Regions from separate parts of the Homo sapiens genome. Here region 2 is linked to region 1. Evidence: chromatin loops called from intact Hi-C (ENCODE). Cell type or tissue: heart left ventricle. All regions are shown on one strand. Links, peaks and the distances in the headings refer to the core of each region. The heading gives the core; the rest is flanking DNA.

Region 1 (17,214 bases), core at 4,813-12,812:
AAGGGTCAACCTTATAAGCAGCTATTTTCTAAGAATAGCAGTTTTAGGCCTGCTGTTAATTCTTCTTTTGCACAGTGGTATTAATGGTCGTTGTGAAAAATTCAAGCTAAATGTTGTAAAAATATATAAATACCAAACAATATATAAATGTCCTGCCCAGCTGGTGGATATTTTCAATATGAACAACAGTAATAAGTATCTTCAAAAACTGTTTTATTATAAATGTTATTCACCCTAGGAAGCCATTAGAAACTCTGCAGAGGAATCAGTTGTACAGCTATCTTGACATTGTTAGCGTCTATTCTTCAGGGTGAGTTTTACATAAAACAGTGGGAATATATACCAAATTTTTGTAATAGATTTATAAAGTATACAGACTGTAGGAATTCAAGTTAAAATAATCAGTAATGAAGGCTAACTGGGACAATGACTAGTTTGATTAGTGAGAAATTCTGGCATATCTTAAAAGGAAATTTATATTTAAGTAATTGACTACAAAGTGTTAAGTAGACATAGGTAGACATATCTTAAGAGACTCATTTGATATTGTACTTTAATGTTAATATAAAAATAAGATGCTTGAAATGAAAAATTCTGAAATGGCTGTGGTGGCTCACGCCTATAATCCCAGCACTTTGGAAGGCTGAGGTGGGCGGAACACTTGATTGAGGTCAGGAGTCTGAAACCAGCCTGGCCAACATGGTGAAATCCCATCTCTACTAAAAATACAAAAATTAGCGGGGCGTGGTGGCAGGTGCCTGTAATCCCAGCTACTCAGGAAGTTGAGGCAGGAGAATTGCTTGAACCCAGGAGGCAGAGGTTGCATCAAGCCAAGATTGCACCACTGCACTCTAGCCTGGGTGACAGACTGAGACTCCGTCTCAAAAAAAAAAAGAAAGAAATTTTTTCAAATATTGAAGTTATCTTGTTATAAAAGCCTCTCATACAATGTGTTTATACTTTTCTTTTGACATACTTTTTCTTCCTAAATAGTATGTCAGCTTCACCCCACTGATTGATGATGTGATAAATCACATGTAGGTGTTACATTTCTTTATTGGCAATAAATAATAATAGAACCATGGGTTAATATGCAGAAAAATGTAAATTGCGATAATAAAAGTAAGTCTCTTTTAATTTGCTTTGAGTTATAATTAGAGATGTTTATCACCTTTAAAAACAATTATTTTTTCACTCAATATGTGGCTTAATGTGAATAAACATGGTTTCTATACTTAAGATAGCTGAGGATCAAAATAAAAATAATTATAATGAATTCAGCAGAATAATCTTTGGCTAAATATTCAGAAGAAAACCTCAGTGATGTTGACAGACAGAGTTAAAAATTAACACCAACAGTTAAAATGAATTATTATGACATCAAGAAAAGAGGGCAAGGATCAGTGATAGCACCAAATAAAATTCTCACATATATGAAGTTTGTCTGCATGCCCAGCCACTTCTCCCTTCTCTCCCATGCTGAGTTCCTCATGATGTGGATCCTGGCTTCAATTCCAAGTTTCTGCAAGTTGCCCTTCCTCTCTTTTCCCCACTGTAGTCATTAGACCTTTTTGTATCTACATACCACCCCTGCTTATCCTGTAACTTATTTTTCACTTATATAATGCATTTCTGACTTCCAGGATTGCTTCTGCACTTCAAGAACACAAGTTGAATCACTCAGACCTGAAAAACAGTCTGAAACCAGTATCCATCAATACTTGGTAAGAAAATGGTTAGGCTGGATGCAGTGGTTCACACCTGTAATCCCAACACTCTGGGAGGCCAAGGCAGGAGAATCACTTGAGCCTAGGAGTTCGAGACCAGCCTGGGCAACATAGTGAGATCTCATCTTTAAAAAAAATGGTTGAGTACAATGAATGCTCTAACTTTGCCTTCTGTAATACTATTCACTCCTACTTCTCTTCTATTTCTTTTTCTTTACAGTGTCCTTTACTATTTCTTCCTCCTGCCATTTTCCAGGAGTCTATAACTGGCCATTTCTCTTCTTCCTAAAGTGGCTCTTCCTAAAGTGGCTCTTCCTAAGCAGTTTCACCTGTTCCTATGACTTCAGTTGCTCAGATTTCAGATTGTCCTGGAGTTACCACAGGTTTCCTGAGGGGACCCTGGCATCAAGCAGAACTGATGCTTCTCAGATTTTTACCTGCAACCCCAGACTCTTTCCTGGGCAACAGACGTGTCTCTAGAATACCTCCAATTGGATTTTTCTAAGGCATCTCTACTCAGTTTGAATAAAACCTTAATCTTCTTTCAAACCCACCAACTCATGGTATTTCCTACTTTGTCTAATGAAAACTCATCTACTATGTCATCCTAACTAAAAACTTTAGAGTTATCCTCACACGGCCTCTACCTCTGTCCCCATATTTATTATCTGTCTCTGAAATGCCCTGGGGTCTATCCCCTACTTCACATGAGCACTGCTACTGCTCAGGTCTCATTGTCTCTCACCTGGGCTCTTGCAGGTGGACTCCTTGCCTCTAGGCTCCTAGACACACACATAGTCTTCTCCCACCACTCACATCTGTTCAGTGTTCAGTAATGCTACCAATACAGGCCTGCTTGTATCGCTTTCCAGCTTTGAAACTTCCATTGGCTTCCTAAAGCCTATGGGATAAAGTCTAAATTAGCATAATATGAGGGCTCTTACTGGTGTAGAATATGTCTTAGTTTCATTCTCTACTTGAGATACTCTTCTTTCTTTTCTGCCTCTGAAATTCTTCCTCATCCATAAAGAATTGGTTCAAATATTGTATCTGTGAAGCCTTTCCACTTACACTTTTTATTTGGTTCTGCTCCCGTGTATCTTAGATATATCTAAGGATATTTCTTTGGGATCTTTTCCTCTCCTTATTCCGTACTTTATACTGCATTTTTTACTACAGAATGGAACCTACCTTGCAAATGCCTTATTCACTACAAAATTAGTGAATCCCAGTTAATTTTGCTTATAATTTAACCCCCAGTCCTATCTTCAGCTGTCTTTATTTCTGTTATTTGGCTTTTTATTCATTAATACCCTAGTCTTCTGGTTACCTGTCTCTTCATAAAATAGGAAGTAGTATCTGAGGGGTTTTTTAAAAAAAAATTTGGAGTACATAGAAGATGTATATATTTATGGGGTACCTGAGATATTTTGATACAGACATATGATATGTAATAATTACTAAATGGGTAAATGGTTTATCTATCACTTTAAGCATAAATCATTTCTTTGTGTTATAAACATTCCAATTATACTTTCAGTTATTTTAAAATGTATAATAAGTTATTGTTGACTGTAGTCACTCTGTCATGTTATCAAATACTAGATCTTACTCATTCTATCTAACTATATTTTTGTACTCATTAACCATCTCCACTCTGCCCTGCACCCCTTCTTGGCCTCTATTCTCTATCTCCATGAGTTCAATTGTTTTAATTTTTAGCTCCCACAGGTGAGTGACATGTGAAGTTTGTCTTTCTGGGCCTGCCATATTTCACTTAACATAGTGTCCTTCACTTCCATCCATGTTGTTGCAAATGGTAGTATCTCATTCTTTTTTGTGGCTAAATAGTATTCCATTGTACATATGTACCACATTTTCTTTATCCATTCATCTGTTGATAGACACTTAAGTTTCTTCCAAGTCTTGGCTATTGTCAGTAGTGCTGCAATAAACATGGATGTGTATATATCTCTTCAATATACTGATTTCTTTTCTTTTGGATATATACCTATCAGTGGGATCGCTGGATCATATGGTAGTTTTTTTTTTTTTTTTTAGTTTTTTGAGGAACCTCCATACTGTTCTCTATAGTGGTTGTACTAATTTGCATCATCACCAACAGCATATGAGGATTCTCTTTTCTCCATATCCTCACCAGCATTTGTTATTGCCTGTCTTTTGGATAAAAGCCATTTTAACTAGGGTGAGATGATATTCCCTTGTAGTTTTGATTTGCATTTCTCTGATGATCAGTGATGTTGGGCACTTTTTCATGTACCTGTTTGCCATTTGTATGTCATCTTTTAAAAAAAATTATTTTTATTTCTATTTTTTTTAGAGATGGCATCTTGCTTTGCCACCCAGCTGCACTGCAGTGGTGTAATCATAGCTCACAGCAGCCTTTAACTCCTGGGTTCAAGCAATCCTTTCACCTCAGGTTATTGATAAGCTATGACTACAGGTGTGTATTACCACACCCAGCTAATTAAAAGAGGTCTCACTATGTTGACCAGGCCGATCTTGAACTCCTAGCCTCAAGTGATCCTCCCACCTCAGCCTCCCAGAGTATTGGGCTTACAGTCTGAGCCAATGTGCCCAGAACTGTATGTCTTCTTTTGAGAAATGTTTATTTCTAGATCTTTTGCCCATTTTTAAATCAGATTGTTAGATTTTTTAAATTGGATTGTTTGAGCTCCTTATATATTCTGGTTATTAATCCCTTATCAGATGGGTAATTTGCAAATATTTTCTCCCATTCTGTGGGTTGTCTCTTCACTTTGTTTTTTCTTTTGCTGTGCAGAAGCTTTTTAACTTGCTGTGATCTCATTTGTCCATTTTTGCTTGATTGCCTCTACTTTTGGGGTATAACTCAATTAATCTTTGCCCAGACCAATTTCCTGGACAGCTTCCTCCATCTTTTCTTGTAGTGATTTCATAGTTTGAGGTCTTAGATTTAAGTCTTTAATCCATTTCAATTTTATTTTTTAATATAGCAAGAGATAGGGGTCTACTTTCATTCTTCTGCATACGAATATCCAGTTTTCCCAGCACCACTTATTGAAGAGACTATCCTTTCCCCAGTGTATGTTCTTGGCTTCTTTGTCAAAAATGAGTTCACTGTAGTATGGATTTATTTCTGAGTTCTCTGTTCTGTTCCATTGGTCTGTGTGTCTGTTTGTATACAAGTACCATGCTGTTTTGGTTATAATAGCTCTGTAGTATAATTTGAAGTGAGGTAATGTGATTCCTCCAGTTTTGTTCTTTTTGCTTAGGATTATATAATGACCTTCCATGTCTCTTTTTATAAGTTTTTCCTTGAAATTTATTTTGCCTGATATATGTGTATATCGATTCCTGTTCTTTTTCGGTTTCCATTTATATGGAATATTTTTCTTCCACTATTTATTTTCAGTCTATGAGTGTCTTTATAGGTGAAGTGTGGTTCTTGTAGGCAACAGATAATTGAATCTTTTTTTAATCGATTCAGCTACTCTATGTCTATTCATTGGAGAGTTTAATCCATTGACATTCAGTGTTATGATTGATAAGGACTTAACTGCTGGCTTTTGTTATTTGTTTTGTATTCTCTTCCTTCCTTCCTGTCTTCTTCTTTTTTGTGAAGTTTATTTTCTCTGGCAGTATGTTTTAGTTTCTTGTTTTTTATTTTGTTGTGTGTGTATGTGTTGTAGATTTTATGATTTGAGGTTACCATGAGGCTTGCAAATAACATAACATGTTATTTTAAAGTGACAACTTGACACTGATTGCAAAAACAAACAGGCGAAGAGAACTAATAAAAACTGTACACTTTAACTTCATTCCTCCTGTTTTTTAAGTTTTTATGGTTTCTATTTATATCTTCTTGTACTATTTTGAAAAGGTATTGCAGTTATCATTTGTTCATCTTTTAATCTTTCTACTAAAGATATGAGTAGTTTACACACCACAATTACAATGTTATAATAGTCTGTTTTTATCTGTGTATTTATTACCAGTGAGTTTTGTACCTTCAGATAATTTCTTACTGCTCGTTAACAACCTTTTCTTTGAGATTGAAAAACTCCCTTTAGCATTTCTTGTAGGAGAGGTCTGGCATTGATGAAATCCCTCAGCTTTTGTTTGTCTGGGAAAGTTCTTCTTCCATGTTTGAAGGATATTTTCACTGGATAAACTATGAAAGTTTTTCACTGGGTTTGGTGGCTCACACCTGTAATCCCAGCACTTTGGGAGGCCAGGGTGGGTGGATCACAAGGTCAGGAGATTGAGACCATCCTGGCTAACATGGTGAAACCCCATCTCTACTAAAAATACAAAAAATTAGCTGGGCGTGGTGGCACACGCCTGTAATCCCGCCTACTTGGGAGGCTGAGGCAGAATTGCTTGAACTTGGGAGGTGGAGGTTGCAGTGAGCCAAGATTGCACCATTGCACTCCAGCCTGGGTGACAGAGTGAGACTGTCTCAAAAAAAAAAAAAAAAAGGTTTTCCTTCAGCACTTTAAATATGTTGTGCTACTCTCTCCTGGCCTGTAAGGTTTCCACTGATAAGTCTGCTGCAAGATGTATTGGAGCCCCTTTATATGTTCTTTCTTTTTTCTTACTTCTTTTAGTATCCTTTCTTTATCCTTGACCTTTGGAAGTTTGATTGTTAAATGTCTTTTTTGGGTTAAATCTGCTGGGTGTTCCATAACCTTCTTGGATACTGGATATTGATATCTTGGATACTTGGATAACTTCTTGGATACTTGGATATTGATATCTTTCTCTAGGCTTGGAAAGTTCTGTGTTATTATCCCTTTGAATAAACTTTCTATTCTGATTTCTTTCTCTACCTCCTCTTCAATGCCGATAAATCTTAGATATGCCCTTTTGAGGCTGTTTTCTAGATCTTATAGGTGTGCTTCATTCTTTCATATTCTTTTTTCTTTTGTCTTCTCTGTATTTTCAAATAGCCTGTCTTCAGTCTCACTAATTCTTTCTTCTGCTTGATCAGTTTTGCTATTGAGACTCTAATGCATTCTTCAGTATGTCAGTTGAATTAGAATTTGCTTGATTTTTAAAAAATTATTTCCATCTCTTTGTTAAATTTATCTGATGGGATTCTGAATTCCTTCTCTGTGTTATCTTGAAATTTGTTGAACTTCCTCAAAACAGCTATTTCAACTTCTCTGTCTGGAAGGTCACGTATCTCTGTCACTTCGGGATTGGTCACTGGTACCTTACTTTGCTCATTTGGTGAAATCATGTTTTCCTAGATGTTCTTGATGCTTGTGGATGTTCATTAATGTCTGGGCATTGAAGAGTTACGTATTTATCATAGTCTTTGAAGGCTGAACTTATTTGTACCCATCCTTCTTGGGAAGGCTTTCCAAGTATTCACAGGGAATTGAGTATTGTGATCTAAGTCTTTGGTCACTGTAACTCTATCTGCATTAGGGACCACTTCAAGCCCAGCAAAACTGTGACTCTTGCAGACTCACAGAGGTACCATCTTGGTGGTCTTGGGTAAGGTCTGAGAGAATTACCTGGATTACTAGGCAGGGAATCTCGTTTTCTTCCCTTACTTTTCCCCCAAACAGTTTCTCTTTCCATGCTGAGCTGCCTGGAGCTGGGCGAGGGGTGACACAATTACCCCTGTTGCCACCACCACTAGGACTGCACTGGGTCAGACCTGAAGCTCAGCACAGCACTGGGTCTTGCCCCAGGCCTGCAGCCACCACTGCCCAGCTGGATGTTCACTCAAGGATACCAAGGGCTCTTCAGTCACCAGGTGTTGAATCCAGCCAGGCTGTGTCCTTCTCTTCAGGGCAGTGAGCTCCCCACCTGGCCCTGGGTGGGTCCAGAAATGCCTTCTGGGAGCCAGGGCCATGGGTCAGGAACCTTAGGAATCTACTTTGTGCTCTATTCTACTGCAGCTGAGCTGGCACCCAAACCACAGGACAAAGTCCTTCCCATTCTTCCCTCTCCTTTCCTCAGGCAGAAGGAGTCTCTCCTCATGGCCACCATTGTCCCAGGCCCATTGCAGAGTCCTGCCTGGCTATTGCCAGTGTTCACTTGAGGCCCGAGGGCTCTTCTGTCAGCTTGTGGTGAATATTGCCAGGCCTGGGTTTCTCCCTTCAGGGCAGTGGGCTACCCTTTAGCCCAGGGCCAGTCCAGAAGTGCTATCCAGGAGCCAAGGCCTGGAATCAGGGACCCCAGGAGTCTGCTTGGTGCTCTAGCCTACTGTGGCTGAGCTGGTACCCAAGCTGCAAGACCAAGCCCCCTTTACTGTCCCCTCTCCTCTACTCAACCAGAAGGAGCCTCTACCTGTGGCCACCACAGTTGGGAATGTGCTGGTTCACACCTGAAGCCAGCATGGCCCTGAGTTTCACCCAAGGCCCACAGCAGGTACTGCCTGGATACTGTTGATGTTTATTCAAGGCGCAAGGTCTTGGTCAGCAGGTGATGGATCCTGCCAGAACTAGGTCCTTCCCTTCATGGGAGCAGTTTCCCTTCTGGCCCAGGGTGTGTCTAGAAATGTTGTCCAGGAGCTAGGGCTTGGAATGGGGGCCTCAGGACTCTGCCTGGTACCCTATTCTACTGTGGCTGAGCTGGTATCCAAGTTGCAAGACAAAGTCCTCTTTATTCTTTCCTTTCCTCTCCCCTCCTCAAGGGAAAGGAAGGAATCTCCTGGAGCTACAAGCTGCACTGCCTGGGGTTGGAATAGGAGTGACAGAAGCACTCCCTTGGCTGCCCTGACTAGTGTCTCACTAGGTCATGGGCCCCCCAAGTCCACTGGCTCCAAGCCCAGCACAGCACCAGGAATTGCCCTGGAATTGCAGTCCTCATGGCCTAGACTACCTTTCAAGTTTATTTAGGACCCCAGAGGGCCTCAGCCTGTGGTGGCAGACAAGGCTTGCTGGAATTCAGGTTCCAGCTGCTGGGATGGGTGATTCCCCTCTGGCTAAGGCTGATCTAAATGCTCCCTCCTTGGGCACTGGCTGCATTCTTTACTGTGTTGCTCTCTGCTGTGACAGGCAACACTGAGTTCCAGTGCAAAGTCCCACAATCACTGCACTCTCCCTCCCCGGGGGATGCGGGAGGGGAGGCATCAGCTATTCAAGACTGTCTTTCCTACCCTGCTCAGTGCCTCTTTCAGTGATAGGAAGTTAAAAACAGGTACTGTGATAGCTCACCTTATTTTTTATTCTTACAAAGGTGCCTTCTTGTTTGGATAGTTGTTCAATTTGGTGTTCCTGAAGGGTGAGGGAAGATTGCTGGAGGGTTCCATTCAGCCATCTTTATCCACCTCCCTCCCAGTCTGAGTTTTAATTTAAGTAATTCCCTTTGGGTGAGGCAGAAAGGAAAGTGATTCTTGTCTCCATGCTGTTACTGAGAGAGAGGCCTAGAACTAAGCAAACGTTCACAGCTGCCACCTGAATCCTTCAAACCTTCAGGTTGGAGCCTTTTTATAATTTAAGGATTGAAATGTCACATCTCTCTCTGTTAGTAGACTTAGACTAAAATCTTCAGTGAGAGAAGCAGAAGCATAATCTGAAGTCTCTCATGGAAAAATGAATTGGAAAAGTTGTATAATGTAAGTTGACACCAGCTGGAAACTGGTGCCTGATGACTAGAAAAACTTCCTTGTGCGCTCTCTGAGTCATGCTGTAAAACACCATCTGTTGTCTTTTCTTTGGACAACTTGTTCTCCATTGGCCTGGACTTTATAGATAGAATTAAATTTTATGTTAAAATATCATGTTTGGAGGACAGTCTGGTTTTCCAAGTGATTTATGTCTCCTATAACTTCGGAAACCCCTCTATCTGTAGGAAAATTCATTTTCTATAGTTAACCTTTGCAAATGAAAGGCTGTGATGTTTGAGCTGAGATGCTTTTTAAAATAATGCAATTTTAGCATTACAGTGATTCATGAGAGGCCATCTGGTCTAATTTTCAACTAATGTAGGGAGTGTTCTCTACAATATCTCTGAGAGTTCATTGTAGAAATTTAAATAAAAAGAGCTCCATCATAGAAAAATAGTCATCATAGAAAAATAGAAACATACAGAAAGGTATGTTTCACCACAAGTAAAAGTCTGGCAGGATCTCTCTGAAAACACTTCAGAGTGCTATTCATTGGCTTGATTATTGAACTATGATGTAGGGTCTGTTCCTCAGCCTCTTAGGATCATAAACTGGATTTAGTCAGCAAACCTAGAGTGGAGCCATATTTCAGTATCAGATCCACATTAATCAAGCTCATTACAAACCCAGTCTCCCAGTGCCAGAGGAAATGGTGCCCTTACATTGTATTATCAATCCACTCTTATAGAAAAGTTACATGGGAAACCAAATCATAATTAGAAGCAGTTTAATGTATAATGGAGAAGTAATGACAGCTGTCAAAGTACTTGAAATTCATATCACAGTACTTCCTTTCGCTGCAAGCAGACATTTGTGGGCATCAAAACTTTTCTTTTCCTAGCCTTCCAATTGCTGACCATTCCCTCTTCACTTCCAGTTCTTGTACCTCCCTGTAGCTCAACTACTGTCAATGGTGGTCGTCCAACCTCCAAATATATCAATGGAGAGAGGATAATGGAAAGAGGCAGCTTGATGCCTGAGCCACACTTGGATGGCACCGGTTACTCCATATTTCTTAGGCGGAACTGAAATCTACTTCCTGGAGCTTCTATCTGTTGATCTCAGCTCTTCTCGCTGAACAATTGTTTACCCTTCTATATTAGTCTTTTGGCCACTTGCAAATGGCAACTATATATATTCTTAATATTTTCTTTTCCAGATTAAATATTTCCAACTCCTTCATTGTTGCTGGAACCTTCACCAATTTGGTTGGCCTTCTCTAGGCATCACCATTTTACAATCACCATTTTACAATTCCCTCTTAAATTGTGGTGTCTCAATTATCCATGGTGCTCCAGATACTAATCATTTCAGAATACAGTGAAACTCTTGTCTCTTCCAGTCTGCTCAATTTTGCTTCTGTAAATGTAGCTCAATATTGTGCTTTTATTTAACCTTCTCTGTCATGGTATTGACTGAAACCTCTGAGTCATAAACCTGGTATCCTCAATTTTGTATTTAGGCTATTGGTTTTTTGTTTTTTTTTTTAACTTAAGTGTAAGGTTTTGCATTTATCCTTGTAAAATTTTACTGATCTGGGCCCAGTTTTCTAGCTGTTCAGGATGATTGTGAGTCCTGCCTTTTTTTTTTCTTTTTTTTTTTTTTTTTTTTTTTGGTAATTAGCTATGCCCAACAATGCATGATCCATACTTTTTCTTTTTTCAAGCCAGCCTTTTTCAGTTTCAGGAAGTCATTAAAAAGTTTAACAGAGCAAAGGCAAGGACTTTGCCATAATTTTTGCTTTCTATCATCTAACTGGTCAAATGAAAAAGAGAAGTGAGGTTAGTTTGGGATGATTTACTCTTAGTAAATCTGAGTTGTCTTCTTGTGATTACCATGTGGCTTTTTAAAGTGCCCATAATTCACCTATTGAATAATTTGATCTCTGACTTTGCTGGGCAACAGCATCAAGCTTGCCCCTTTGTAGTTTTCTCCCTTTTTGAAAATTGGGTCATTGTTTGCTACTTTTATTCTGGTTTTTCATCTGAGTTCTATCATAGTTGCAAACTTCGTATCCTAAGTGTAATTGCCCTGGGCCTGGAGGTTTGAACCTACTTAAAACAACCTGTTTAGAGCTTTGAATACTTATTTACAACATGTGTCCCTTCTAGTTTAAATAAGACTAATTCCCCAATGGAATAGATGGAAGCAAAATAGAGGCTGATTAGTTGTGATTTTAGTCCATCACCCAGTAACATTATGCCGTTTTTTTCCAAGCCTGTGAATTATAAGCCTTAGCTCATTACATCTCTAGCCTTCCCGACAGGCTTACAGGTTGATATCACTTAAAAAATTTTTAAAGCTGTTATATGTTCTTTCTGTCTCTTTTATGTGGTCATTAAATCTGAGTTTATCTGAAGACTACCTGTTTTAAAGAAACTGAATTGCTTCCATCAGATTGTAAAGAGGCAGAAAAAAAGAGAAACTAAATTGCTTTATTTTGATTTGTTTTCTCATCAGGATTATTTCCAATCGTATAGTAGAATTTCTTTTTACATTCTTTCATTCCTCTTGAACAATAGTCAGCCTTATTTATCTTTAGCCATGGGTTTATAATTCCTTTTTTCCTGCTCTCTTAAAGTTTAGGGAACATTTAATCCTGTCACTGTTTCAAACTCCATCTCTGTCTCTTGATTAAAAAGAGCCAAGAATGTGAAAAGGAGTTAACACAATTCCTAGCACATAGTAATGTTATTTTTCCCCTTTCTTCCTTCCCCTGCCATCTGTCTGTAGAGGCTCCTAAGTGTCCTTTGGAGTAGTTATGTCCATTGGGAGACCCTCATGGTTATCATATGAAGCCAGTAGTTTAGGCTTCTTTTTCATACATCCATGTTATTTCACTGTCACTGTATTCAGGTGCAAACCTGACTCTCACTCCAAAGCACACCATGAGACCTCCTATCAGTACTTGGTCATTCACTTAGGAGGTCTGTCTTCTTTGATTTTTCTTTCTGACCTCCCATCTGATTCATCTTGCAAAAAACTTCATCAGCAATTTTAATAGGCTGCAGTCTGGAAACTGTTCCTTGACTGTTAACATCTTCAGTAGCAGAGCATGTACCTTGTGAAATATGGCTCTAGCTTAAAGCAAGAGCACAAGCATAGAATATCCCTCACAGGTCCCTGCAGCTCTTCGCTTGGTACATTTGTCAGCTATCCTGAAGAATTAACATTCTTCGCAACTCCTAAACATTTTACTGGAAATTACACTGGGAAGTATTCCTTGCTATCTGTAAATCTGCTTTTCCTGCCCTCTCCATAGGCTAACAGCTTTCTACCTAACATCAATGAGCAATTGGTAAATTCATTTTAGATCTTAAAACAGTGTCTTAAGCCACCTTGCAGTACCTTCCTAATGAGCACCTCTGTGTTTGAAAATATAACACCAGTGTTTTATATTAGGGCAGGGGGACCAAGAAGTTCATCTATTTTGTTTTTATCTTTAAAAACAAATGCAGGTTGATGAGCCAACCCTTTCCTGGTCACGTCCATCCACTAGAGCCAGTGAAGTACTATGTTCCACCAACGTTTCTCACTATGAGCTCCAAGTAGAAATAGGTAATAATCCTGAATTTCTAATTGACCCTTCAGTGCTAGAAATTAAATTGATGACAAAAAGATTATTTTGTGGGCAAGTGTTTTTCTGTTGTTACCTCCAGCATAAAACTAGATGCTAATTGTGTCAGTCAAGTGGATTCAATTAATTTATGTCTATCTTAAAATAATGACTCAGATTTTTTCAAGATTACTGTCTAGAACGTTTACTTTTCCATTGAAGTACATTTAGATGAGGAAGACACTAAATACTTATTATTTGTGTGTTTATTGTGGGAAGCATCTATTTTATGGGTATAATTTCTACTGGGTATGAAGTAAAATCAAGTCATCTAAATCTTTTCAGTCACAATCCTTTAAATTGCTTCTCAGTTTAAAAATTTATCTAAAATATCATTTGTAGTAGAAAGCTTTTTCAGTTAAGTGTGGAATAGGATGGGTTATTGTTTATAGCTTTACATATGTGAAACATTTGCTCTGAATATTTAGAAACATCTATTAAACACTACACACCGGTGATTGTGTTAGGTGCTAGGGAAACAAAGCATGGTAGAACACTTGGAATTGACATCATCTCTGGGAAGATGAAGACACAATATAGCTTCGTTTTATGCACTGGAGGGTACTTTAGTAGAGGTATGTCCTAAGTGTTATGGGAACAGAGAAGATGGAGCATACAACGAACCACCTCTGGGAGTTAAGAGAGATGGCAAAAAGGGGCTGGATCTTGAATGAGGAAGAGTTTGCTAGATATTCTAGTCATAGGTTTTGTTATAGACAACATAAACAATCCTGGCTAACTTAAGTGAAAAAGGAATATTTGAACAGTGCTGCTAACTCACAGAATTATTGGCTAGAGAACTAGGCTTGGAAGAAGCCAAGAGAAGCTGCATGACAAGGACCAGGACTGTGGAATAGGAGCAGCCTAGTGAATGTACTGCCCGCCACCAGACGCTGGCCCCCTGCTGATAGCTCTGACGACTGCTGCTGCTTTGTCCTTCACTCCGTACTCCAGTTGGCCAAGCATAGGTCGCATGCCAGGGTCAAGGAGACTAAGGGAGAGTAAGGATCTGACCTTTTTGAAATAACACAAAGTGGCAAATGCCCCAAAATTAGAAAGGAGTTTCAAATGGTGCCAATTCTAAAAAGGTAAAAACATGTTTACCTCAGTAAATGACTGAGGAAGGATGGTTAGGGGAGAATACCATATAGTTCCTCTGTGACTGCAAGTGGGAACAAGGGGAGAGTAGGCAGTGGTAGGAGATGAATCTGGAAAGGCAGGTTTGGAACACGTTGTGAAGGACTTCATGTGGTTGGATTTAGAATGGCCTCCACAACCTACCCTCCTTATTACTCAGAGGATTTAAGGTGGAGATTTGGAATTGTCCTTCCGCTAGAGAGACATTGTGGAATCATGATGACAATAATAGCATCTAACAGGCATTATGCTGAACATTATGTATTTTTTTCTTTAACCCTTTGCCACTCCCATTTCGCAGATGAGGATACCGAGGCTCTGAGTCATACAGTTAGTGATTTGAAACCAGATCTTTCTGACTGTAGGATCTAAGCTCTCAGCTGCTGCAGGACCTGCTATTGATAAAATGCCAAATTTAAAACAACTCAGGCAACAGTCAGGAAGATGTAGTAGATCAGCAATGCACAACCAGAAGTGTCATCTTCATTACCTGTGTCTTTTTTAAAATTACAGCACCTATATTCCATCACAGAGCTACTGAACCAGGGTTTCTTGGGAGTAGGGCCAAGGCAGAGGCATTTTGCAGTAGTTCCCTCAGTAATTCTGGTGTGTGCCCTGGCTGAGAATTCAGGGCATATGAGGGAGTCACTGCATACATCCAGGGCAACAGGACAGGGCTCAAACTAAGTCAGTGATGCTGACACTGAGGGGAGGAGACGAATTTGAGATTAACTTCATTTCAAAAATAAAACTGACAAAATTTGGTGACCATGGAGAGAGGGAGGTAACTAATATTTATTAGGTGGCTGCCAGCAGATGCCACTCTAGGTGTTTTACATTTAAAAAGCTGATGATATCAAATGCTGGTGAGTATGTCAGGCAGTGACAGCTCTTATACATTGTTTGTGGGAATATGAAATGATTCAGCCACTTTTGAAAACAATTTGGCAACTTCTTATAACGTTAAGCATATGTTTATCACATGACCCAGCAATCTCACTCGCAGATATTTGCCAAAGATAAATGAAAACACATGTCTACTTAAAAACCTGTATAGGAATGTTTTTGGCAGCTTTATAGTCACCAAAAACTGAAAACAAGCTAATAGCCACCATCAGCATTATAAATGGATAAATAAATTGTGGTATAGCCATACAATTGTTTATTGCTCAGCAATAGAAATTAATTGCTGATACATACAGCAACGTGGATGAGTCTCAGAAGCATATGCCAAGTGAAAGAAGCTAAACACAAAAGAAGTTGACAACTGTGTTCTTTTTGATACCATTTATGTGACAAAAATCAGATTGGTGGTTGCCAGGGACTGGGAGTGGGGATGGGATTGCCGAGTAGCATTCCATTGTGTGAGTATATCGCAATTGGTTTATCAAGTCACAATTTTAGTCATCATAATAGATATGTAATGGTGTGTCACTGTTTTAATTTGCATTTCTCTATCTTGAGCATCTTTTCATAGGCATATTGGCTGTTCCTATATCTTATTTTGTGGATTGCCTGTTTAATCCTCTGCCTGTTTTTTAATTGGATTGCTTGATAAGTATTATTAATACTTTGAATCAGTAGTGTGCCTTTTCATTTTCTTAACAGTACTTTTTGAAGAGTAAGACTTTTCAATTTTGATGATGTCTAAATTGTCAGTTTTTTTTCTTCTTTGGTTACTAACATGAGTTTTATGTCTGATTACAGGAAGAGGATTTGACAACTTGACTTCTGTCCATCTTGCACGGCATACTCCCACAGGAACACTGGTAACTATAAAAATTACAAATCTGGAAAACTGCAATGAAGAACGCCTGAAAGCTTTACAGGTAACAATATGAAGAAAATGATACACAGTTGGGCCTCTGTATCCACTGGTTCCACATCTGCAGATTCAACCAATTGTGAATAGAAAATATATATTTTAAAATAAATAATACAATAAAAAATAGTACAAATAAAACACAGCATAACTATTTACATAGCATTTACATTGTATTAGGCATTATAAGTAACCTAGAAATGATTTAAAGTATATGGGAGGATGTGCATAGCTTATATGCGAATATTATGCCATTTTATACAAGGGACTTGAGCATTTTTAGATTTTAGTACATTTATGGGGTGGTGTGTAGGAGGCGGTCAGGGGATGCAGTCCTGGAACCAATGCTCCATGGATACTAAGGGGTGATTGTATTTAATATAATGTTTATTTGAGGAGATTACATCTGTAAGAATTTTCTCCCCCAAACTAATAGTTCTTCTGTTAGGGAAATACAGATTTCTTCTAATTAACATGCAGTTACAGAATTGGAAAGAATACTTGGAAGCCAGGTTCATTATATGAAAGAACAAATATATTCAAACTTTGGTAACTGCTGCTCCTTCAAATGAATATCATATTCAAAATGCTAGTCTGGAGTTTTACAATACTCCTAGTCAGTCCCATCCTAAATAGTCACATAGGGAAATGGAAGAAATCAAAAACAGTTTCCTTTTCATCCAGTTAAGCAAAATTAATTTCTGAATAACAAATTTTGACAGAATTGCATTTCAGGTATCTTATAATACCATTTTTATCGTCACTAATCATTTTTTATATAAAGGGGGAAAGGATTTTATTTGGATATTGTTCCAATTCTTTTTTTTTTTTTTTTTTTCGAGACGGAGTCTTGCTCAGTCGCCCAGGCTGGAGTGCAGTGGCGCGATCTTGGCTCACTGCAAGCTCCGCCTCCCGGGTTCACGCCATTCTCCTGCCCCAGCCTCCCGAGTAGCTGGGACTACAGGCGCCCACCACCACGTCCAGCTAACTTTTTGTATTTTTAGTAGAGACGGGGTTTCACCGTGTTAGCCAGGATGGTCTCGATCTCCTGATGTCGTGATCTGCCTGCCTCGGCCTCCCAAAGTGCTGGGATTACAGGCGTGAGCCACCGTGCCCGGCCCCAATTCTTAAAATATTTATATGTGCACATGTATATTACACAAACAAAAAAAGACTAGGAGAAACTATACCAAAATGTTAACAGTGGCTCTCTGTGAGGTAGCAATAGAGGGATTTTTATGTATTTTTAAATGTTTTTATGATAAGAACATAGAACAGTTGTTAA
Region 2 (8,000 bases), core at 1-8,000, 64 kb before region 1:
AACGTACCTTGGATCGAAGAGCCATATTCTCTTCTTCCAGTTCCTTGAGCTTTTCTTGCAGCATTTCCAACTGCAGCAACCCTTGAGATAAGCTAAAGGACTCATTGAACCGAAGAGGTGTAGAACAGCTGGAATCAGTTTCACTTTCTTCAGAAGCAATGGAGACGATTCGAAGTAACTCATCTTTCTTGCATAGCTCATGCTGCAGCTGATTAACCTGTCCATATAAAATGCTTGATTTTCATGTTCTTTATTTTGCATTATTTATAGCAATATAGCTTCTAATTCATGGAACAATTATTTTTCATCACAAAAGAAAATCACAAAATCAGCTGCTAGGTTTTACTGACTAACGCAACAAGTACTAAAAAGAGAATAACAAACCCCAGATACCTCCTAAGTTACAATTTTAGAGCATTAATTCAACAGTACAGCTTTTTTCCCTCCTAGGTGAGAAGAAAAGCTAATTTTCTTATTGTATATATATGATAGGAATATAGGAGAAAAATTCACGTAAGATAATAATACATTCATAGTTGAAAACATGACAAAACTGAAGAACCTTCAAAGTATCAGAATAGATCCCTACTTCAAACTCTTATCATAAGGGCTTGTAATTTTAAGATGTATATCACTGTGCATGTCTTCCTAGGAGTACTGATTTTAGTTCTCGGAACAAATAGTTTCAACCTAAAGGCTCAAATGCTATCATCCATAATGCATTCATAAAATACAAACGAAACCAGATAAAAATAACAAGTTACAGAAAATTTGAAATGTAACCATCCAAGTTAATAATAAGTCAGTTCTCACTACAAACGTTTATTGCTATAGAATAAATATATTTTCAAAGTTTCTTTTTACTTTCTTCCTTTGTTTGGTTTTTGAATAAAGATACCCACATATTTGGGTACCTATTTTTTAAAAATAAATTTCAGATAAGATCACACACAAAGTCTACACAAAAGGGTATGGATAGTTTTAATATCTAAGCAGGGTGCCACAGGTATTACAGATACTTAATATAGACTTTAAGTTGACCAAGGTAGTTACGTGAGTTCTCCTCTGTACAATTAACATTTAATTTCTCTACTGATTAGTTTAATGGACACCAACAAAGTGAACAAGTACTGGTGTTATTTATCTATTGCCATCATTTCAGGGACACCTAGGAAAATAAATTTTCAATTGCATAAAACCTAATTATTTCATACTGCAGACATTTGATCAAAGGCTTACTTGATCAAAGGCTTGTCCCAATTGCTCCTCCAGGGATTCGTTCTGCTCAGATAAGACATGGTTCCGCTTTAAGAGAGCTTGTCCAATTCGAGCAGCGAGTTCCAGATCACGATCCCTCTGTTAAAATACCAAATACACCTTTTCTTTGAGTATAAACAAGGTTAAATGGCAGTTCAGAAATTTTGTGGTCAGTTTTGGTAAAATCAAAAGCAACGTCCTAGAAAGCATCAAGATTCATTCATTCATTAAAATGAATAAACACAGGGTCTGGCACACAGGTAGTGCTTTAAAACGTTGGTCAAATGGATGACCACCACTGTTCTAAATGCAAGAGGACATCTCTTTTCTTGATATCAAGTGAGATTTATTGATCATCCTAGTAAATTAAGAGTCTAGCAACCCAAACTTTAAACTTACAATTTTGGGGAATTGGAAAATCAACATAGTCTTTAAAAATGAGGATAGGGTCTGTACAGTAAAAGCTCAACAAATATTTGTTGAAAGCAATTGTGTATCAAGCATGGTAATGATACAGAATTAGGTATTTAAGATATGGATCAGGTACGTATGTAAAAAAAGAGTTCCATTTAGGGCAAAGCTTATGTGCATTCAGCAGCTTAGAGGGAAGTGCAGCCAAGAGCTCTGTTGTCAACTGGTTCAAGAATGATGATATGAAATAAAACAGGAGATAAAAGACTGGAAATTTTGAGGCCACAGGATTCTGCCTAGAGTATAGAGAAGAAAGAAGTCTCAAGAAGCTGGTGGTAATGCAGGGAAGTCTGTAGAAAAGTCAAGCAATAGGCTTCCACCCAGAGTTATTATTTCTGGGCAGATAGTGATACTTCGCAAGGGCATAGGAATTCCATCTGTGTGGTAGTGGTGAAGACTGTATTCTATAGGATAGAAAACTGTCAATATACATCTCACTGCCTTATATATGATCTGCTTACAGTAATTATTATATAAATAAAATTAAGCTTCTATCCTTTCTCTCCATAGGCATATGAAAATGGAGGGATTATCTCCACATTTTTAAGGCTCATTTTAAATAATCGCTAAATGGCATACATAGAAATCATTCTGGAGAGCTGGGGGGAGAGGGGAGAAGGATATGTTAAAGAAAGACTGTCTTCCATAAGATCAACTGAAACAGGTACAAAGGGAGACCTCTACTGATTGCCAACTAGAGGAGATACACTATACATATTAAAAATGCCATAGACAAAGTGAGCTCAAATCACAGCCCAAACTAAAAGTAAAAAAGGGGAGATGCTCCAAACTGCAGGTATTGATTTGCAATGATAATGATACTGCTTTCTGAATGGGCAGCTCTGCTGTAGAGTAAGTAACAGCAGGCATTATTTTAAAATGATTTTTTTTTTAAGATTAATGCTTTTCTAGGAAGGGGAGGCAAGTCAACACCATTAAATAAATAAATAACTAAAAATCCTGTATAGCATTACAATAATAAACTTTAGGAAACATTCTACTTTGAAATGTCAGTTGTTCCAGTAGCAACAACCTTATACAAAATAACCCAGAGCACGTACAACATTTTCCATTTGATGTGCAAATTTGATAGATTCCAAATGATCCTCAAGTTTTACCTTTTTGTACTGGAGAAAGAAAAGATATTCCTACCTCTGCCAGGAGATGTGTAACCATGTCGATGTCATTGTAAGTTTTGGTCATCTGCTCCACCCTGTCTGTGCCTAGAACTAATATAGTTAAAAACAACTATTTATAGGCTTTAGCAATAATGAAAAAATTTAAATATTAATAAGAATTGAGAGATAACAACAACAAAAACCCCAGCCTTTTACAAAAAGTCATTCAGGAGAATAAAAATATATGTGAAAAAAAAGAAATGTTTCATGTATTAGACACTCAAGAAATAGTCCAATCATTACAAACGAAGTGTATACCACACAATAATTAAGAAAGTATCAAATGATCAAAAGGCAGTCACATCTTGACTATCTCCTCCTCCCCTGGTAAGACAGGAAGTTTGGCCACTCACTTATGAGAATCTTGGCTGGGAGAATGGATTAAATTACTGATTGCTTTACAGTCTAATCTAAATTAAAGTTACTAAGGGGTATCAGTGAGGGGTTATGCTGTTATAAAGGAATTTAATTGGAATTCTGCTGTGATTATCATAACCATCTATGATCATCTACCATGTGAGCTAATGTAAACAAGGAACAGGATTTGAAGGACTTTTTCTGGTTCTGTTATGAACCATAATTCCTTTAGGCTTAATTAAAAACCCTTTACTTGTATAAAAATCTTTCTCCCATCTAGGTCTCAGCTATAAAATAAATTGTATGCTACATTATTAGTTGTATAATTCAAGCCCTGTATTTCTGCACTTCACAAGTTCAGGAATTGTCAATGTACCTGGATAATTTAGTTCAAAAGAGAAGGGCAAATATGACTCCAATGATTCCAGTCACACTAAACAGTATCTTAAAGTTAATAATGCATAACAAAAGAGGGCTCTTTTGACTTTGAACATGATACGTTACTGCAGAACATAATTCTGTGTTTGACTTAGACTCTTTTATTATAACTAGTTTGCCTTGAAGTGTGAAAAGGACAGGGGCTTTGGAGTAGAAAAGCTGAATTCATAAATTTTAGTGAGCTGGAACAAGTCACTTAACCCTTCTGAGATTCAGATAATAAATATGGAGGTGATAACACATCTCATGAGGTTATTAAGAGGATCAAACATGATAATCTACTAAGCAATAAAGTATTCGTTAACTGCTACGTATCATATAACTGTTTATAGTTACTACTCCTTAAACAGAACTGGTAGGTATGAAATGATTCTGACTTTAAATTCTCTGAATTGGCAGTAATTCATAGTTCCATAGTCCCATCTTAACACTTTAGGGTGCCCACGACTGAGTATGAAGGGATATCATTAGATATGTTTTACTTTTATCTGAGCTTATTTTCTCCCTGGCACCACTGACTAAAATGAATCTGGGAATTACCTATAGCTTAATTATTAATAATAGCCTTATTCCTAGTTAAAAGTAAAACAAAGTGCTGGCTTGATGGTATTGGAGATAACTAAAAAAGATTTAAACTGAAAATATAAAAACTTTTCTTAAAAGCTAGAAATAAACATTTGTACTCCAAAAGAATTTATATTTACAAATAGAGAAACTAACAATGATTTAACCACAGTGATAAGGGAAGCAGACTTTTGGGCCTAAGGAATAGACACAATATAATTTGGTAGCATAGCGGGAACAAAGGATTAAATAATTAAGGCAAATACTTACAGTGAATGGTCTCCTTTACTTCTGGTCTCAATAACAAAATTATGGGAAAAATATAAAATCAATATATCCATGCTCTAAACTAATTACAGAAAACCAGACAATGGTTGTAAACCCAAATGTAATATAGAGCAATGGCTCTTAAGTCCAGATTCCGATTTAATTAATTTCAGGGAGCCCTGTGGCGCTGGTAGTATGCAGAAGATTCCCAGGTGTTGAAAATGACCTGGAGCCAGGAATTAAAACCACCAATCTGGGGTTAACACCCAAAGCAAAAATCAGGCATCCTATAGGCTCAGTTAAAATCAGTTTTTATACAACGAGTTTAACAAACACATGACATGACTGACCAGAGTTAAAGATGAAGTGGCAGATTTAACTTGGAGTAAGACCAGTAAGTTAAGGATATAAAAACAACTGTGAACCACAAGTCATATATGATGAAAGGGGAAGAAAAAAATGAAGGACACAGTAATACAGTGAAGAAATGTTTAGAATAAAATATGTTTTAGTGAGGAAAAATGAAAAAATATTTCCTATAAATGCTTACCATCTGTCACAGCATAAAAATTTAAAGCTGAACCTTAAGAAGTTATCTAGTTTAATGATCTCACTTTCTTGTATGAGGAATCTTCTCTGAGAGAAATTATGTGGCATGTTCAAGACCACGAAGAAAGCTATTAGTGGCAAAGCTGGAATTTTAGTATGGAGATGATAATAACGCTCATCTCACAAGGTCATTAGAAAAAACTCAGATGATGTAAGAGTCCAGTAATGAGCTCTTTCCACTGTGCTGCTGTTTCTACCGCAGCCCCACTAAGAACATAAAAAAGACCTTGTCTAATGAAATACCAGCATATACACCTGTGAATGCATGTTATATAATAAAACAGCATAGATCCCAATTTTGCTTTTTAAAGTGTGAGCATATCTATAAATATCTATATTCAACAGAGCCTGAAAGGATATACATTAAAATGTTAATAGTGGTTATCTCTGGGTAAGGACTATGGCTGATCTGTTTTCTTTTCAGCGTTTTGCCAGTTTTCCATAGAACAAATGTTATTTTCCAAACAGAAAAAAAAAAAAAACCCACAAAAACCCAGGAACCTTTGTTAAAAAGTTTCAAAAAGCAAAAATGAACTTTAAAATGCCTAAGTATTTGTTATGGCAAAAAAGTTAGATAGTGCAATCAGAATTTTCAAATTCTTATGTCGAATGCGCAACCTAGATACTACCAATCCACAAAGGCTGGGCCTCTTCAGTTGCACAGAAAGATGTCAGGCACAAAACAGAAAGGAACAATGGATTTTTCCTTTTCCAATGGAAAAGAACAATGGATTTTTCTCTCTGCAGTGGAATCAGTTCTGTCTTCTCTTCCTTAACACAATACTCCTGATAAAGACATGCTGCTTGGAATGATTCCAAAAGTACTCAGGGCAAAACTCTTAAGTGTTTAAAGTCTTGGCATTTAGACATTGTAATTAAATGCTTCAAAAACCACAGACTAGTTCTTCACCATAATTCTGTAGCCAGGAATGTAGAGGTAGCCAAGCAGGTTGTCTTTGTTAAAATCAATCCTATCAAAACCTATTTTCCCGTCAGTTTTCGTTGTTGAAAATATGTTAAATGATACAGAAATTAGCAATGATCCTTGCTTATTTCCAGACATAGACTTCCCTAACTCTCTAAAAAAGTATTTATACATCAGGGAGACGATAGATATTTTTACAGAACAATTTTGCAACTTGGTTTCCAGAGGTTGTTAATTAATGTTCAACATTTTTGGTGTAATGTTTGGAGAATCTAATGTTCCTGAAAATACAGGGTGGGAGTTTAACATACATAAGCACTTCACTAATCCTTACTTTATGTTCTGTCCCTGCATAATTTCACATTAACTAGCTCAATCTCACATTATTTTCAGGATGGGAAACACCAATGATAATCCATTCTAATATCTGTCATTTACATGAGATGGTGCTTGATAGTTCTCTCATATGTCCCTTCTCAAGATCTAAAGTTTTTACCACAACTATAGAATTTCAAAAAGAATTCTAATCTTGCAGCACTCTCCAACTTTCCCACACCAAAACCAACAAAAACAACAACAAAATAGAAATGAAACACAAACAGTGCCCACATGGCATAGTAAAAGCTACAATAGCTCCTGACACCTACAGGCAGGTCTTGAGGTTTTAACCCTAAAGCAGTGACCACAGCCCTTGCTGCTACGATATAGCAAACATTTCTGCCTTCAAAATGACTGAGAGAAACTGATGATACACACCATCTAGGGCAGTCTTTCTCAACAGGATTCCAGGGGAGAATCAGGCCCTACAGACCATTTGAATGACAATTTTCTCAATTCTCCCAAGAATTGTACAAAGCTAGTACATGATGCATGGGTGATAAGGTAATCCACTGTATAAACGCTAAGTGTCTTAGGGTGTATAGCTTAATTCTCTTGTGGAACCGAAGGAGAGAGCTTATCTAAGGGAAAAATAAATCTGCTAACCTCTATGACTGGGTTTATGGTTAATGCTTCCTGAACTTCATCAGTCATATGTTCTTTTCTGCCAGTACAGGTTAATAATTTTTGAGGGCAGAGCCTGAGGAAAAGTATACCTACCAATTGGAAGTAATAATTTCTATGACCATATTTATCTGCAAAATTATACACTCTCTCCGATTCCTTAATTCTCCAATTAATGTCACTGTGAAATGGCCATTTGCTTTGGTTGGCAATGCTTTGTATCAGTGGTTCTCAAACTTGTGTGTGCATCAGTATCACCAGGAAGACTCTTTAAAACACAGGCAGCTATGACTGTCTCACCCTTAGAGTTTCTAATTTTGTAGGTGGAGTAGGGGGCCCAAGAATGTGAATTTCTAACAATTTCTCAAGTGACATTGATTGCAGGGGTCCACAAAGAACAAATAAACTAAAGGGCACTTTCTGTGACGCTTTGTCAAAATAATGACAAACTAAATTTATCCAGATGAAATTTCAGTTTGAAAGTTCTCAGCAATTTAGGCCGGGCGCAGTGGCTCACGCCTGTAATCCCAGCACTCTGGGAGGCCGAGGCAAGCAGATCACAAGATCAGGAGTTCGAGACCAGCCCAATCAACATGGTGAAACCCCGTCTCTACTAAAAATACAAAAATTAGCCAGCATAGTGGCGCCCGCCTATAATCCCAGCTACTCAGGAGGCTGAGGCAGGAGAATTGCTTGAACCCGGGGCGGGCAGAGGTTGCAGTGAGGCGAGATCGTGCCACTATACTCCAGCCTGGGCAACAGAACGAGACTCCGTCTCAAAAAAAAGAAAAGAAAAGAAAGTTCTCAGAAATTTAAACACTCAATGAACAAAGGGAACTAGAAATAAGAAATACTGTTCCTTCTAAAAATGTTTTTCCAGAAAAATCTCAAGCAAGCAAATTCTCAAACTAAAACGTCAAGAAAGCCTTTGG

The links. Hi-C counts contacts between places; a loop is a spot of excess contacts. Peaks named below come from ENCODE experiments on the same cell type or tissue, not always from the same donor. Only the 100,000 strongest peaks of a DNase experiment are listed, where the experiment ranks them.
Region 2: it touches region 1 in a loop (3-fold over the local background); 54 of 110 quality-filtered maps call a loop at or near these places.

Annotation. Positions count from the first base shown.
Region 1 is chr2:201,457,141-201,474,354 of GRCh38, forward strand. It overlaps STRADB (STE20 related adaptor beta), which reads left to right. Exons shown (of 12, transcript NM_018571.6): 3 at 1,644-1,724; 4 at 12,813-12,912; 5 at 15,815-15,936. Among named protein-coding and RNA genes, the nearest start is that of STRADB, 14 kb to the left of the region's middle. RefSeq lists an enhancer at 7,542-8,041. In heart left ventricle, for the core only: no CTCF peak of the experiment used is centred there; a DNase peak (open chromatin) is centred at 8,492; H3K27ac peaks cover 2,893 bases.
Region 2 is chr2:201,398,138-201,406,137 of GRCh38, forward strand. TRAK2 (trafficking kinesin protein 2) reads right to left here. Exons shown (of 16, transcript NM_015049.3): 4 at 2,881-2,957; 5 at 1,240-1,356; 6 at 8-217. Among named protein-coding and RNA genes, the nearest start is that of FLACC1, 45 kb to the left of the region's middle. In heart left ventricle, for the core only: no CTCF peak of the experiment used is centred there; no DNase peak of the experiment used is centred there; H3K4me3 peaks cover 342 bases; H3K27ac peaks cover 4,684 bases.